Regions from separate parts of the Homo sapiens genome. Here region 2 is linked to region 1. A link is a contact called in ENCODE Hi-C or POLR2A ChIA-PET data. All regions are on one chromosome and are shown on one strand. The core of a region is the stretch at or near the end of the contact, and the rest is flanking DNA. Distances in the headings are between cores, read along the strand shown.

Region 1 (7,499 bases), core at 1,988-4,487:
AGATGGGAACCGAATCACCTGCTGAGGAGACTGCTCACTATGACTGCTGTGCGAGAGTAAGACACAGTCCTTCACTTTACCCACAATGCAGTGAGAGTAAGCTGGAACAATCATGCACACACTGCGCTTCGGAGAGATTTTCAACACCCTGGGCTGAAAGGGTGCACGACGAAAAGAAAAGCTCCAACTGCTCTGAAAAACTGTTAGTAGCCTTTTCAAAAGGAGAGTAGAGGATTTACTTTATTACTGAATTGGCAGAAATTATTAACTCTGAGCCTGCTGCTATAGGAATTCAAATGCATACTCCAGGGGCTAAAAGTGAGAGCACAGAAACTACTTTCCTCCTAAGAATTCCTTTGTCAAGGAGATGGTTGGTAAACACGACTTCGTCACTTCCCTAACTTTCCAGATACTTGTGGATATTAGGTCAGTTCCTGACACCGATTTTGCAAGCAATAGCTAAGTTTGTTAACCATAATTGCATGCCCATAAAGGTAAGCATTACATGACACAATTCTCTGCCGCTTCTCTCAGAAGAGGTTTAATTTTAGTGTTGGCTCTTCAACACTGTCCCCGTTTTTTTTTTTTTCATGAGCATCTTAAATATGTGTCAACTAAATATCCAGTAGTGGAGTTCATCATTGGGCAGGGCAGAGAGGAGAGAGCGGCACGCCGGCAGCACCTGTGCTGGAGCCACCTGCTCTCACCTGAGCCCACATTGATCCAAGAGAAACTGCAGACGCACTGACATGCCCGGCTCTCACCATCACCTCCGCCAGCAATCCTGTCCACCGCGGCTCTGTGTTTCTGCATGGTGTTTGCTCAAAGCAAACGGTCCTGTCAAATGGCCCATAACAGCGCTCAGAGGGTCAATCACAAAGGAGGCACTTTCCTCATTGTTCATAGTCAAGAAGATAACTTCCCAAATCCATCCACCCCATGTTAGTAGGACTCTGCCCAAGATCATCACTAAAGTCCCTGAAAATAAGCGGTATGAAATGCAAATTCCATGCCAGCTAACATAACCAGGGACCTATATAGCATTTCTGCATGTGCTAAGACACACAAAACTAAGATTTGTTCCATCCTCCTTTCTTCTGCCTCAAGGAACCCTTTAGATTAGAACCCTATACAATACTGGAAACTGTGAGGTCACTGGAGTGACCTAATCTACAACACTGTGATCGCCTGTCAAAGTGCCGCCTGATCCCAAAGCTCTCTGAGGTGGCATTAAGGATCAGTGCTAATATCTCAGCAACCTCTCAGACTCTCCAGAAGGAAAGCGAGTGCGTGAAATTAAAAAAATTACCTTCCGGCTCCACAAAAGATGCACAAGTCACCAAGGCTATTTTTTTCATGTCACTAGTTTTATCCTCTAATATTTCAGTCTTAAAATTGCAGTGACACCAGTTACTGCAAAAAGGACATTCTAGAAGGTTTTATATAGCTTGTGCCCACTCCACCCCCAAAGTCATAACAAAAATGTACAATATAACATTTGTTAAAGACAATTACCATCAAGTCAATGTTAATGGGACCTGAATACCAGGGATAAGAGAAGTACTTATATCACAGCAACCAGAGCCTTCGAAAAAACTCATAACCCTTCAGTCTTAACCAAAAATTGTATAAGCCAATGTGAATTATTCCCAAAACATCATCAGAGTGAAGCATATTGCTAAGAGTAATCAGCCAAGCTCATGTAAAAATGAAAGCAAAAACCCCTACGGTGAGAGAAACCTGAGTTACCTGGCCAAGCCAAAGATGATATTTTTCTTCCATTCACAGCACATTAAAAAGTGATCTCAATGGCCACTTCCTGGGAAGCAGGGCCTCCCCTCATACCTGGATGCTACTGCATCTTCCTACCGCCCTGCTCCTGCCGCGGGAAGAATGACCCCTACTGCCAAGAAACTCTTGGAGAAAATATGAGAATAGATCAGTCTTCCCCCCCACCCCCCCACCCCCGCAACAACACACACACACACACGGAAGGGGAGGGGGCGGTCCCTCCGCAAACAGTAGCCTCAGCAAAGGGGCACCCGAGGAAGCGACACTCTGGAGTTAACCCCGACAGTCTGGGTCAAAAACCACCAGGCTGAGACCCCCAGGTGAGGGAAAGAGCCTACTGAAACAGAGCTCTTGGGTAAACGGGAGAGAAAAGTCCTCTTTAATTCACTACCTAAAAAATGGAGCTCTGGCTTGGTCAGAGACGCAATGGGTACTGAGGCCCAGAAAGGCAACAGGAAGGATCCCACCCTCCCCGAGATCATCTATCGTCGGCAGCGACCCCAAGAGGGTTTTGGCAAAGGCGTGTCTAGTCACAGAAGGGAGACAGACTCTCCACGTACCCTAGGTACCCGGCCAGGGGCAAAACAGACTGGGGGTTCTCTCCGAAGCCAGGAAGGTGCTGCCAGCCGAGAGGAGGGGGAAGAAGGACTTCCCTGATCACCCAGGAGGCCAAGACATGGGAGACATAGGTTCCCCGAGTCATACCCCGGACACCAGTTGCTTCACAGCCCTTCTCCCTCCCCTTCCCGCTCCGGGAGGGCTTCCCGGGGGTCTCGGGTCCCGGAGGGAGGGCGAGGCAGAGAAGCTTCGTCCAGAGCAGTGAGGGTCGTAGAGCTGGAGCAGAAAGGGAGGAAAAACTCTAGCCTCAGCTCCCCCGTCTGCTTCCTCCGCCCAGGCCGCACGGAAGCCTCGGCCTCACGTACCGAGCGCTGCCGGGCTGCCCGACCTGCCCCCGGCCCGGGCCCGAGAAGCGAGAGGCAGGGATGGCAGCGGCCCTCGAGGGGAGGTGGGCGCCAGACGGGTCCCCCGAAGCCCGGTGGGCGAGGGGTACAGGAGAGGGGGAGGGTCCCGGGCCCATGCGGCCTCCGTCCCAGCTCGCGCGGCGGGTACTTACGTTGCTCTGGGGGTCGATGGCCTGCAGCAGCCGGTCCCTGATCTGCTGCGGAGACGCCGGAGCCGCTGTCATTGCCTGGGCGAGGCGGGGGGTTGCGGCCGGGCCAGCGGGCGGGCGGGCTGAGGCGGGGGACGGGGGTCACTCACTCGCCGGCCTCCGGGAGCCGGAGCCGCATGTTCCCCGCGGCGCCGGGGGGTTGGGGGCGCGCGGGGTGGCGGAGAGGGGAGCCGGGGCCGGGTCTCGGTCCCGGGCCGCCGCCGCCACCAAAGGAGGAGGAGGAGCCGCCGGAGCCGCCGCCGCTCGCTGCCGCCGCCTCGAGAACCAAACTCCAGTGAGCTGCCCCCGCGCGGAGTACTCTGGGTAGTCCGCGCCGCACGCAGCGTCGGCGCCACGCTGAGGAGGTTGGGAGATGGGGCGGGCGGAGACGCCAGGCCTGGGCGGGGCTGCCCGTGTGCCACGCCCCGCGCCTCCGCGCAAGCGCGCGCAGGCGCACTCGTCCGCCCGTGACGCCCCGCCCAGCCGCCCGGCCTAGGCAGCCGTTGGGAGGAGGTTGGGCGGGGCAACGGCCCCCGTCCAGGTCACGGGGCGGGGCTTTCTGACGGAAGCGCGCGCGCAAAGAGTCCTTGAACCCGGACGCTCGCAGCGGCTACCTCGGGGCGGGGAGGGCGGCGGGAAAATCCTTCCTCTGGGAGAGCCTTCCCGGCGCGTGACTGGGGGACGGGAGTCGCAGGCTGAGCAGCTGCCGAGTTTTTTGTGAGGGCGAGGGAACCAGACGTCCACGTTGTGATTCTGCGCGCAGAAGGGTCATCGGAGTCCGGGGGTGTCGCCGCGGCCCCCCCGCCCCTCAGAGGGTGTGGGAATGGGTGTGGTGGCAGGGCGGGGGTCTGCACCGCCACGCGCGACCCCGATCGCGAAAACGTGAGGCGGCAAAGCGCCTCTGGCAGAAGCCGCCCGCCGTAGCTGGGAAAGCCGGAGGTTGCAAATCTGCGTCTACGCGGCGGCTTCTCCACCTCGGCACCACTGGCATTTGGGCGGGATCGCTCTGTCTTCGGGGCGGGTCCCCCGATCTGTCGGAAGTTGAGCGGCATCTCTGGCCTCCGAAGCGCCCCCTCCCCCAATCTGCAGTCATTGCCGCCGTCCCTTGTGGGGGCACAGTCCCCCCGCCCCCCCACCGGCAGAGAACCCCGTGATTGAAAGACCCTTCTACCCGCCTCTGCCTTGAGATTCTGTAAAACTGAGATGCTCATTCTCTTAACCAAACACGTCACAGAGGAGGAAACGGAGGCCCAAGGTCACCTAGACTTCGGGGTTAAGCCCAGAACCGCAGATGTCAAGTTTAAGGGCGCCCCTCCTCCCTCCACCCTGTTTATTGCCTTGGTAATTGCTCCCCTCTCTCTGGGAGCTCTGTTGGAAATGCTCTTGTGAGACGGGATGGAAAGGCAAGCTCGGCGGCCTCGGGAGAAATCTTTTTTTTCCCACTGTTACAGGAAGACCTAGATTTAAAACAGGAGGAAGACAGCTGATGAGAACCACATGTGTGCCTTGGAGCTGCCCGACACCTGTTAGTCTTGTATTTGTTGTGCTTCTGGGAAATATTTTCATTTGCAAAAACGGCTGCTTCTGCACGTGGCTATGGTTGCGTGCTTCTGCACATGTGAAAAGTTTTACATCACACTTGGAGGAGAAAAGAAACACGGGCAAAACACTTGTCATTTACTGCTCCCAACCTCGCCCCTCCCAGAATGCGGTGCATTGTGTACATGGTGTACATGGTCCAAGTTGGAAACTGGCCCATTCGGAGATAATTCTCTCATTTCTGATAAGCAAAATAAGCAAAGCCTTCCTCAGGCATATTCTGGTCTTGCCTCTCTCTTAATTTCTAACTCGGATGTACAGTATCTTTTTTTTTTTTTAATAAAGTATTACATAGGAGGCAATTTATTTTGCATGGGTCAGGTTATTTTAAGAAACATTTGGGCCGGACGTGGTGGCTCAAGCCTGTAATCCCAGCACTTCAGCAGGCGGAGGTGGGCGATCACTTGAGCTCAGGAGTTCGAGACTAGCCTGGCCAACATGGTGAAACCCCATCTCTACTAAAAATACAAAAATTAGCCGGGCATGCTGGCGCGCACTTGTAATCCTGGCTACTAGAGGGGGCTGAGGCAGAAGAATTGCTTGAACCCGGGAGGCGGAGGTTGCAGTGAGCCAAGATCACACCACTGCACTCCAGCCTGGGCAACAGACTCTGTCTCAAACAAAATGTGGGGCCAGCCACGGTGGCTCATGCCTGGTAGCTCATGCCTGTAATCCCAGCACTTTGGGAAGCCGAGGTGGGCAGATCACTTGCGGTCAGGAGTTCGAGACCTGCGTGGCCAAAATAGTGAAACCCCTTCTCTACTGAAAAAACAAAAATTAGCCGGGCATGGTGGCACACACCTGTAATCCCAGCTACTCAGAAGGCTGAGGCACGAGAATTGTTTGAACCCAGAAGGCAGAGGCTGCAGTGAGCTGAGATCACGCCACTGTACTCCAACCTGGGTGACAGAGCAAGACTGTCTTGAAAAATAAACAAACATCTGGAAAGTACTCAACTTACCCACTTTTTAAAAACTAAGAAGCACTGACATGACTTGGTTCCTCAAGGGCACTGGCTCTTTTTGGTATCCCCAGTAGATAGAAAAATAGTATCTGTGGAGTAAGTCAATGAAAAGTTTCATCAAATACACGGTAGCGTTACACACACCCCCAGACATATGAATGCATTTCAGTTTCTACAGATCTGGTACACCATGGGTCTGGAGAGCTATTTCTGGAATGAATGAAATACTTCATAAAATATAATACTATATACACCAGGATACACAACACACACACGGATATTTAGTTTTATTCCACATTTAATGTACGTAAAAGGGTGTTTTTGTAAATGCAAAGATTAAATCAGACAGCCTCTGAATTGTAGTCTTGAAAACATTAGCAAGTTCTTTTAGGTCCAGGGTAGATACTGCAGTTCACTTAGCCAACTTTCTGCATTGAGACATCCTTGCCAGGGATCCTGTCAGTTATGCGAAGATGCGGCACGAGATAATTCCTCTTGCTGTGATGGTTCGTCCTCAATGACAGGTCCCTTATAGTATTTAGGTACAACAAGGTCTTTTGTGCTTGGAATGCCCTTGAAAAAGCTGCCTCACCTGTTTGTGAAGGGAACCCCAAAGAGAAAGGGAGAGGAAGGGCTGGGTGCAGTGGCTCACATCTATAATCCCAGCACTTTGGGAGGCCGAGGTGGGTGGATCATTTGAGGTAAGGAGTTAAGAGACCAGCCTGGCCAACATGGTGAAACCCCACCTCTACTAAGAATACAAAAATTAGCCGGGCATGGTGGTGGGCACCTGTATTCCCAGCTACTTGGGAGGTAGAGGCAGGAGAATTGCATGAACCTGGGAGGCAGAGGTTGCAGTGAGCCAAGATCACACCACCACACTCCAGCCTGGGTGACAGAGCGAGACTCCATCACAAATATAAAATAAAATAAAATAAATAGAAAAAAGGGAGAGGAAGTAGTTCAGAGTCCATGACTTGCTCTTGCCATGGGAAAAGGCAAGGAAGTTAGTGTCAGGAGGTCAAGTGCAGAGCATCTTCAGCCAACCTGGACAGTGAGGGAGTAGAAGGATGCTTCTCCCTGGACTCACTGCTGTGGCCTAAGCAGGAACCGGGATATTCAAGAGCACTGCAGAGGAAGCCGTGACGAGGCAGGTTCACACAGCTGTACAGGAATAGTCTTCCACAGCGACACCTTGTAATAGCCAGGAGCAACAGCAGGAATGCGCTCATCAGACATGTCAGAAGCAAGCCCCTGAGAGACAGGCCATTTAAAGCACAGGGTTACTAAACTTACCCTAATAAGGGATGTGAGGGCTCCAGGGATTAACAGAAAAAGCCAGTGTGACAAAAACAACCACCCTCCTTTGACCCCTATGTTTGCTTTAACAGGCGGGTGGAATTTTTTTTTTTTTTTTTTCGAGAGAGTCTCACTCTGTTGCCAGTCTGGAGTGCAGTGGCGTGATCTTGGCTCACTGCAATCTCCGCCTTTCAGGTTCAAGCGATTCTCCTGCCTCAGCCTCCCGAGTAGCTGGGACTACAGGCGGGTGCCACCACACCCAGCTAATTTTTGTATTTTTAGTAGAGACAGGGTTTCACCATGTTGGCCAGGATGGTCTCAAACTCCTGACTTCATGATCCGCCTGCCTTGGCCTCCCAAAGTGCTGGGATTACAGGCATGAGCCACCACACCCGGCCGCTGGCAGAAATTTTTAAAACCCTTTCTCATATATGAACTCATTCAACCCTATCAGTTATCTCAGAAGTACCTAGAGATGAGTTTCATAGTTCTGCTTGGCTTTGCACTAAGTCTTGTTTACTCTAAAAGTGAAACCAATTTAAATTGGTTTTGACTAACCTTGACATGTCAAAGATAGGTAGAAGACCTCAATTTTTTAATCCCATCTTCAAGTAGGGATGGGGATACAGAAAGGTTCCAGTTCTGAACGCAAGCCCCGGAACCTGGTTGGGGGGTGGGAATTCATGAATACAATAC
Region 2 (7,499 bases), core at 3,016-5,515, 110 kb after region 1:
GAGCGAGACTCTGTCTCAAAAAATAAAAAAAGAGAAAAGAAAAGAAAGAGAGAGAGAAGGAAGGAAGGAAGGAAGGAAGGAAAGAAGGAAAAGAAAGAAAGATTTGTCCCTGTTATTCTCTAGCCCAGCCCACCCGTGTGTTTTCAATAGCACTCTTCACAAACTGCAAGTACTTTTTAAAACTATTTATGGGCCGGGCGCAGTGGCTCACGCCTGTGATCCCAGCACTTTGGGAGGCCGAGGTGGGCAGATCACAAGGTCAGGAGATTGAAACCATCCTGGCCAACATGATGAAACCCCATCTCTACTAAAACACAAAAAATTAGCCAGGTGTGGTGGTGCACGCCTGTAATCCCAGCTACTTGGGAGGCTGAGGCAGGGGAATTGCTTGAACCCAGGAGGCAGAGGTTGCAGTGAGCTGAGATCACGCCACTGCACTCCAGCCTGGTGACAGAGTAAGACTTCGTCTCAAAAAACAAACTAACAAAAAAACAAAAAAAAAACCCAAAATCTATTTATGTATTTATTTATTGTGCCCCTTGGTTAAGCATAAGGGGTACAATGGCAAACAAGATATAATCCACTGGTCACAGTGGCTCACTCCTGTAATCCCAGTGCTTTGAGAGGCCAAAGCAATTGGATTGCTTGAGCCTAGGAGTCTGAGGCCAGCCTAGAAAACATAGTGAGACTCCTTCTCTACAAAAAATTTAAAAAAATATATATGGCTGTGGTGGTGCCCCTCTATAATCCCAGCTACTCAGGAGGCTGAGGTGGGAGGATTGACTGATGCTAGGAGTTTGAGGTTACAGTGAGCTATGATTGCACCACTGCCCTCCAGCCTGGGTGATGGAGTGAGACCTGTCCCTTAAAAAACATTTTTTTAAAAATATATACAGGGCTGGGTATGGTGGCTCATGTCTGTAATCCCAACACTTTGGGAGGCTGAGGTGGGAAGATGGCTTGAGTCCAGGAGTTCAAGACCAGCCTAGGAAACATAAGGAGACTCCACAAAATAAATAAAATAACTGCCTATTGCGATTTTTTTTATTTTTCTTTCTTTCTTTTTTTTTTTTTTTTTGAGATGGTGGCAGCAGATGAGGCTTTAGCCGCAGGCCAGGCGCAGTGGCTCACGCCTGTAATCCCAACACTTTGGGAGGCAGAGGAGAGAGAATCTCTTGAGGCCAGGAACTCGAGACCAGCCTGGGCAACATAGCGAGATCCCATTCTCCACAAAAAAGGGGAAAAAAGACAAAAGTAAATCAATAAAATAAAAGCAGAGCTATGAGGCTGGGAAGAGTTCTGAGTCCTTTCCACTAATACCCTCCATGCCCTTCCTTGCAGATATGGATGCAGAGAGGGAAGCCCTGCAGAGCACTGCCTACCCTGAAGTGCCAGACCTTCTGCCAGAGGCACGGCTTGATGTTTGAGGTAACTGGAAGTCACTCCGGGCTCCATGCTTTTTTTATTTTTTTTTGACACGTAGTTCTTGCTCTGTCGCCAGGCTGGAGTGCAGTGGTGCGATCTCGGCTCACTGCAACCTCTGCCTCCCGGGTTCAAGCGATTCTCCTGCCTCAGCCTCCTGAGTAGCTGGGACTACAGGCGTGCGCCACCACGCCCAGCTAATTTTTGTATTTTTAGTAGAGACGGGGTTTCACCATGTTGGCCAGGATGGTCTTGATCTCTTGACCTTGTGATCTGCCCGCCTCGGCCTCCCAAAATGCTGGGATTACAGGCGTGAGCCACTGAGCCCAGCCCCATGCTTTTTTTTTTTTGAGACAGAGTCTCGCTCTGCCACCCAGGCTGGAGTGCAATGGTGCAATCTCAGCTCACTGCAACCTTGGCCTCCAGGGTTCAAGCGATTCTCTCGCCTCAGCCTCCTGAGTAGCTGGGATTACAGGTGCCCGCCACCACGCCCCTCTATCCATACTCTTTTAATGCTTTACTGTTGAGTTTTAAAATTCACAGTGATTTTTAAACAAAGGTCCCACATGTTCTTTTTGCACCGAGCCCCGTAGATTCTGTAGTTGGTCCTGGAGATCTGGCCCTGGAGATAAAAATCCTTGGGACTATAAAAAGGCAGGTGGGACTGGGCGCGGTGGCTGACACCTGTAATCCCAGCACTTTGGGAGGCAAAGGCGGGCAGATCGCTTGAGGTCAGAAACTCGAGACTAGCCTAGGCAACATGATGAAACTCTGTCTCTACTAAAAATATAAAAATTAGCCGGGCGTGGTGGCTCATGCCTGTAGTCCCAGCTACTCAGGAGGCTGAGGCAGGAGAATCGCCAGAACTTGGGAAGCAGAGATTGCAGTGAGCTGAGATCAAGCCACTGTACTCCAGCCTGGGTGACAGAGTGAGACTCCGTCTCAAAAAAAAAAAAAAAAAAGGCAGATGGAGGGGTTACAGCCATGTGCACCGTGCTTGGTTAGCATGGCAGGTGGTGTAGAAAAGTGAGTAGGAGTGAATGCTTTTGAACACAGATTCATCGCTGTGTCCCTTGCAGTGTGACCTTGGACATGTCATTTAACTGTCTGTTGTTGTTGCTGCTGTTTTTGTCTTGCCTTCAGAGCTTCCTGGCCCTCTTCGTACTGGGCTTCAGGAGGAGTATAAGAGGGCTTTGCGATATGGGGGATGGGCATGGAGGTTGGACATGCCTTTTTCTAGAACGCTGATGGTGTACCTGTTTGGCACAGTCCCAAAACAGTAGGAGCCCCTAATGCTGTCTCCTTGTACCAATCCCTGGCTAGGGAATTTTTTTTTTTTTTTCAGATGAGGTCCAGTGGATGACAGAGCAAGACTTCATCTCAAAAAAAAAAAAAAAGAAAAAGTGAAAAAGTGCAGTGGTGTGATCTCACAGCTCACTGCAACCTTGAGCTTCTGGGCTCAAGGGATCCTCCTGTCTCAGCCTTCTGAGGAGCTGAAACTACAGACATGCAGCGCTATCCCTGGCTAACCGGGGATGTTTCTGCCTGCACATTTCCCTGTGGAAACTGATGAACATCTTTGGAGTCTCAGCTTAACTTGAGGGCTGCCTCCTTGCTGCTTATGAGAATGATTCATTGCACCAAAGTCCCATTTGGTTAAAAGATGAGGCCGGGCACAGTGGCTAACACCTGTATTCCCAGTGCTTTGGGAGGCCAAGGCAGGAGGATTGCTGGAGGCCAGGAGTTTGATACCGGTCTGGGTAATATAACAAGATCCCGTCTCTATAAAATTAAAAAAATGAGCTGGGTGTGGTGACGCCCACCTGTAGTCCCAGCTACTGGGGAGGCTGAGGTGGGAGGATCACTTGAACCCAGGAGTTTGAGGCTGCAGTGAGCTGTGATGGAGCCACTGCACTCTAGCCTGGGTGCCAGATTGGGATGCTGTCTTTAAAAAAAAAAAAATCTGGGCCGGGCGAAGTGGCTCATGCCTGTAATCCCAGCACTTTGGGAGGCCAAGGCGGGTAGATCACCTGAGGCCAGGAGTTCGAGACCAGCCTGGCCAACATGGTGAAACCCCCTCTCTACTAAAAATACAAAAATTACCCAGATGTGGTGACACGCACCTGTAATCCCAGCTACTCGGGAGGCTGGGGCAGGAGAATTGCTTGAACCTGGGAGGTGGTGGTTGCAGTGAGCCGAGATAACGCCACTGCACTCCAGCCTAGGCAACAGAATGAGATTCTGTCTCAAAAAAAAAAAAAAAATCAAGTGGCTCTTTGGGTAAAAAAGAAAAGAAAAGGAAAAAGATGCATGATCGTTATGGTTTGTATATTTATTACTAAGAAAGAAGCAGTGCTGGAAATTCCACTCTGCCCACCATTGATCATGAGACATAGTTCAATGTCAAAGGCACTATGGAAGCATCAGCACTGAGAGCTGATGAAATGGTCAAGCTTTTCTGTTTAATGCCCATGCCCGTCCTCTGACGCGGATGCTGTCAACATCCTCCACACGCACATCGGGAGACGGCGGTCCCTCCAGAAGCACAAGCTCCTTCCAGAGGCTGGCTCCTGACCCCTTTTCCTTTCCTGCTCCTCTAACTCATTGTTCCTCCCCCTTTCTTCCTCCAGTCACATTGAGTACTGCTGGCCTCTCACCACTTGTCTTAAGAATCTATGTGTCTTTCTCTCGGTGCTAAAGAATTCAGGGAGGCAGGGACTGTTCCGAGTTGTCTTTGTCTCCCTGTCACCCCAGCCTTCCACAGGGTCAGCTTTGCCTACCTGAACTGAGCTGTTCTGCCCAGCCTCCCCATGGCGAGCAGGCACAAATGAACTGCAAGCGTGCGGTTGCCAAGGAGACCTTGGTACGTCCAGTGCTGGCCAAACTAAACACCCTCCTTTGCAAGGAAAGCTTTGTGAACAAGTGTGGACACGTCCTTGCTTTCAAAGCAACAGTTTGAAAATGGCCAAGTTCCTTTTTTAAAAAAGCTTTTCTGTCAGGGCGAGGTGGCTCATGCCTGTAATCCCAGCACTCTGGGAGGCCGAGACAGGCAGATCACGAGGTCAGGAGATTGAGACCATCCTGGCTAACACGGTGAAACCCCATCTCTACTAAAAAATGCAAAAAATTAGCCGGGCATGTAGTCCCAGCTACTCCGGAGGCTGAGGCAGGAGAATGGCGTGAACCCGGGAGGCGGAGCTTGCAGTGAGCCAAGATTGCGCCACTGCACTCCAGCCTGGGTGATAGAGCAAGACTCCATCTCAAAAAAAAAAAAAAGATTTTCTTTCTTTTTTTTTTTCTTTTTTCTTTTTCTGTTTTTCTTGCAACAGGGTGTCGCTCTGTCACCCAGGCTGGAGTGCAGGCATGCAATCACAGCTCACTGCAGCTTTCTGGGCTCAGGTGATCCTCCTGTCTCAGCCTCTCAAGTATCTGAGACTACAGGCACACACCACTACACCTGGCTATTTATTTATTTATTTATTTATTTATTTATTGTAGACACAATGTCTCCCTATATTGTTCAGGCTGGTCTCAAACTCCCGGCCTCAAGAGATCCTCCTCCCTCAGCCTCCCATAGTGCTGGGATTATAGGGGTAAGCCACTTTGCCCTGCCTCTGTTCTAATTTTTTTATTTTAATTAACTTGCTTTTTTATTTCTTAATTTTTATTTTTTTAGAGATGAGGTCTTGCTACATTGCCCAACCTGGTCTTGAACTCCTGGGTTCAAGCAATCCTCATGCTTCAGCCTCCAGAGTAGCTGGGATTATAGGCACATGCCACCGTGCCCGACTAAATGTTTATAAATAAACTTCTGAATTTGGAATTTAGGCTTACAGGAAACGCATGGACAGTACGGAGTTCCCATACACCCCACACTCTGTGTCTCCTAACGTTTTACCTAACCACAGCACAACCAACTATGTTGTTACAACTATGAAATGAACTTTGAGGACAGGTGCAGTAGCTCGTGCCTGTAATCCTAACATTTTGGGAGGCTGAGGCAGACAGTTCACTTGAGATCAGGAGTTTGAGACCAGCCTGGCCAACATAGCAAAACTTTATCTCTAATAAAGATACAAAAAAATTAGCCAGGCGTGGTGGTGCACGCCTGTAATCCCAGCTACTCGGGAGGCTGAGGCAGGAGAATTGCTTGAACTCGGGAGGCGGAGGTTGTGGTGAGCTGAGAGTGCACCACTAAGCTCCAGCCTGGGTGACAGAGCAAGACTCTGTCCCCCTGACCAAAAAAAAAAAGAAAGAAAGAAAGAAAGAAATCAGTCTGGGGGCAGTGGCTCATGCCTGTAATCCCAGCATTTTGGGAAGCCGAGGTGGGTGGATCACCTGAGGTCAAGAGTTCGAGACCAGCCTGGCCAATATGGTGAAACCTTATCTCTACTAAAAATACAAAAAATTAGCCAGGCATGGTGGTGTGCGCCTGTAGTTCCAGCTACTCAGGAGACTGAGGCATAAGAATCGCTTGAACCCATTAGGCAAAATTTACAATGAGCCAAGATCATGCCACTGGAAGGAAGGAAGGAAGGAAGGAAGGAAGGAAGGAAAGAAGGAAGGAAGGAAGGAAGGAAGGAAGGAAGGAAGGAGGAAGGAAGGAAGGAAGGAAGGAAGGAAGGATTTTCCAGTGAGACAAGATTGCGCCACTGCACTCTAGCCTGGGTGACATAGCAGGACTCCAACTCAAAAAAAAAAAAAAAGATAAATCAACATTGGTACATGACTGTTAACCTCCTGACTTTATTCAAATGTTGCCAGCTCTTCTATCTAAGTCTTTTCTGGTGAAGAACCCCATCCAGGGTACCCCATTGCATTTCGTTGTCTTATTGCCCTAGTCTCCTCTGGTCTGTGTCAATTTCTCAGTCACCTTATTTCTCATGACCTTGGCAGTCTTTTTCTTTCCTTCTTTCCTTCTTTCCTTCCTTCCTTCTTTCCTTCCTTCCTTCCTACCTTCCTCTCTCTCTTTCTTTTGACAGAGCCTGGCTCTGCTGTCCAGGCTGGCATGCAGTAGTACAATAAGAGCTCACTGCAACCTCTGCCTTGTGGGCTCAATTGATCCTCCTACCTCAGCCTCCCGAGTAGCTGGGACTACAGGTGCCCACCACCATGCTTGGCTTTGACTGGCAGGGCATCTTGAAGAACGCCCTTCCCTCTAGTCTGGGTCTGTCTGTTATTTTTCTCATGATTATACTGAGGTTATGAATTTGGTTCAAGTTCTTTTAATCCAGACATCCCCCTACAGGAAGAGGCTGTCAAAAATTTTTGAAAGAAACTTTCTGCTTTGTCAAAAGGGATTGAAAAAACAAATCACCTGTCATGCCACCTCTCTGACAAACTTGTGTTTCTATTTCCCAGGTCGTTGATCTGAGGTGGGGTATTCGGAACATTGAAGCCACTGACCACTTGACCACAGAACTCTGCTTGGAGGAGGTTGACCGGTGTTGGAAAACATCCATAGGGCCAGCTTTTGTTGTGAGTGTCTTGGGAGGAATGGGTTAGCTCTTACTCCTCCAGGATATGCCCCCTGCTTTCTAGACAAACTGATCAGCAGAGGGAAGTAGGTACCGTTTCTGCTTTCGTACCTTATCCCTATGGCCTGCCTGTGGCAGACATTACTAATCAATCACAGAACTCTTTCTGCAGAGCTGAATGGGATCCAGACATTAGCAGTCAAATGGAAGCAGCAGGTGGCTTGGAGAGTAGAATGTTGAAGCCAGAAGGAATCTTGGAATTTGATCTGGACTTTCTCCCACCTTCCCCACCCCCTCCACTTTATGTCTATAGAACTTTGGGATCCTGGAAAGCCATGGAAAAGGTGGAAACCCACAGGGTCTTGGGATATTTTTTTTCCTCCATGTGCCCACTGGTTTCAGGTCGTGGGGACTTCTCCCCTCTCTCTTCCAATTGCACCCCTTCTATCAAAAAATCAATCTCCAGTCCACAATTAATGGTTTTGGCTATTAAAATTGAATGATATTCCTGAGTCTTTTTTCTTTTTCTTTTTTGAGACAGAGTCTCAAAAAAGCCCAGGCTAGAGTGCAGTGGCAAGATCATGGCTCACTACAGCCTTG

What was found. Hi-C counts contacts between places; a loop is a spot of excess contacts on that map. ChIA-PET counts read pairs that join two places held with the same protein, here RNA polymerase II (POLR2A). Pooled maps may share reads with other maps.
Region 2: a loop to region 1 is called in a pooled map, with 3 times the contacts of the local background. The contact joins the enhancer-like site here to the promoter of MED26 in region 1. A Hi-C loop is called at or near these places in 2 of 50 pooled maps. POLR2A ChIA-PET finds 5 or more read pairs at or near these places in 6 of 52 experiments (AG04450, GM12878, HEK293 and 3 more).

What each region holds. Positions count from the first base shown.
Region 1 is chr19:16,624,967-16,632,465 of GRCh38, forward strand. MED26 (mediator complex subunit 26) reads right to left here and starts at 3,238. Exons shown (of 3, transcript NM_004831.5): 1 at 2,906-3,238. The coding sequence starts at 2,977. LOC105372296 (a long non-coding RNA gene) reads left to right here and starts at 3,466. Exons shown (of 2, transcript XR_936361.3): 1 at 3,466-4,282; 2 at 4,393-4,842. It also overlaps a transcript of SMIM7 not described here. RefSeq lists silencers at 3,102-3,161, 3,262-3,521, 3,772-3,851 and enhancers at 3,366-4,297, 4,402-4,451.
Region 2 is chr19:16,729,851-16,737,349 of GRCh38, forward strand. NWD1 (NACHT and WD repeat domain containing 1) reads left to right here. Exons shown (of 19, transcript NM_001007525.5): 3 at 1,342-1,428; 4 at 6,784-6,900. The coding sequence starts at 1,348. Among named protein-coding and RNA genes, the nearest start is that of NWD1, 14 kb to the left of the region's middle. Within about 2 kb of position 4,266, at least 19 of the 41 ENCODE cell types and tissues checked have a DNase peak (open chromatin) inside an H3K27ac peak, as active enhancers do.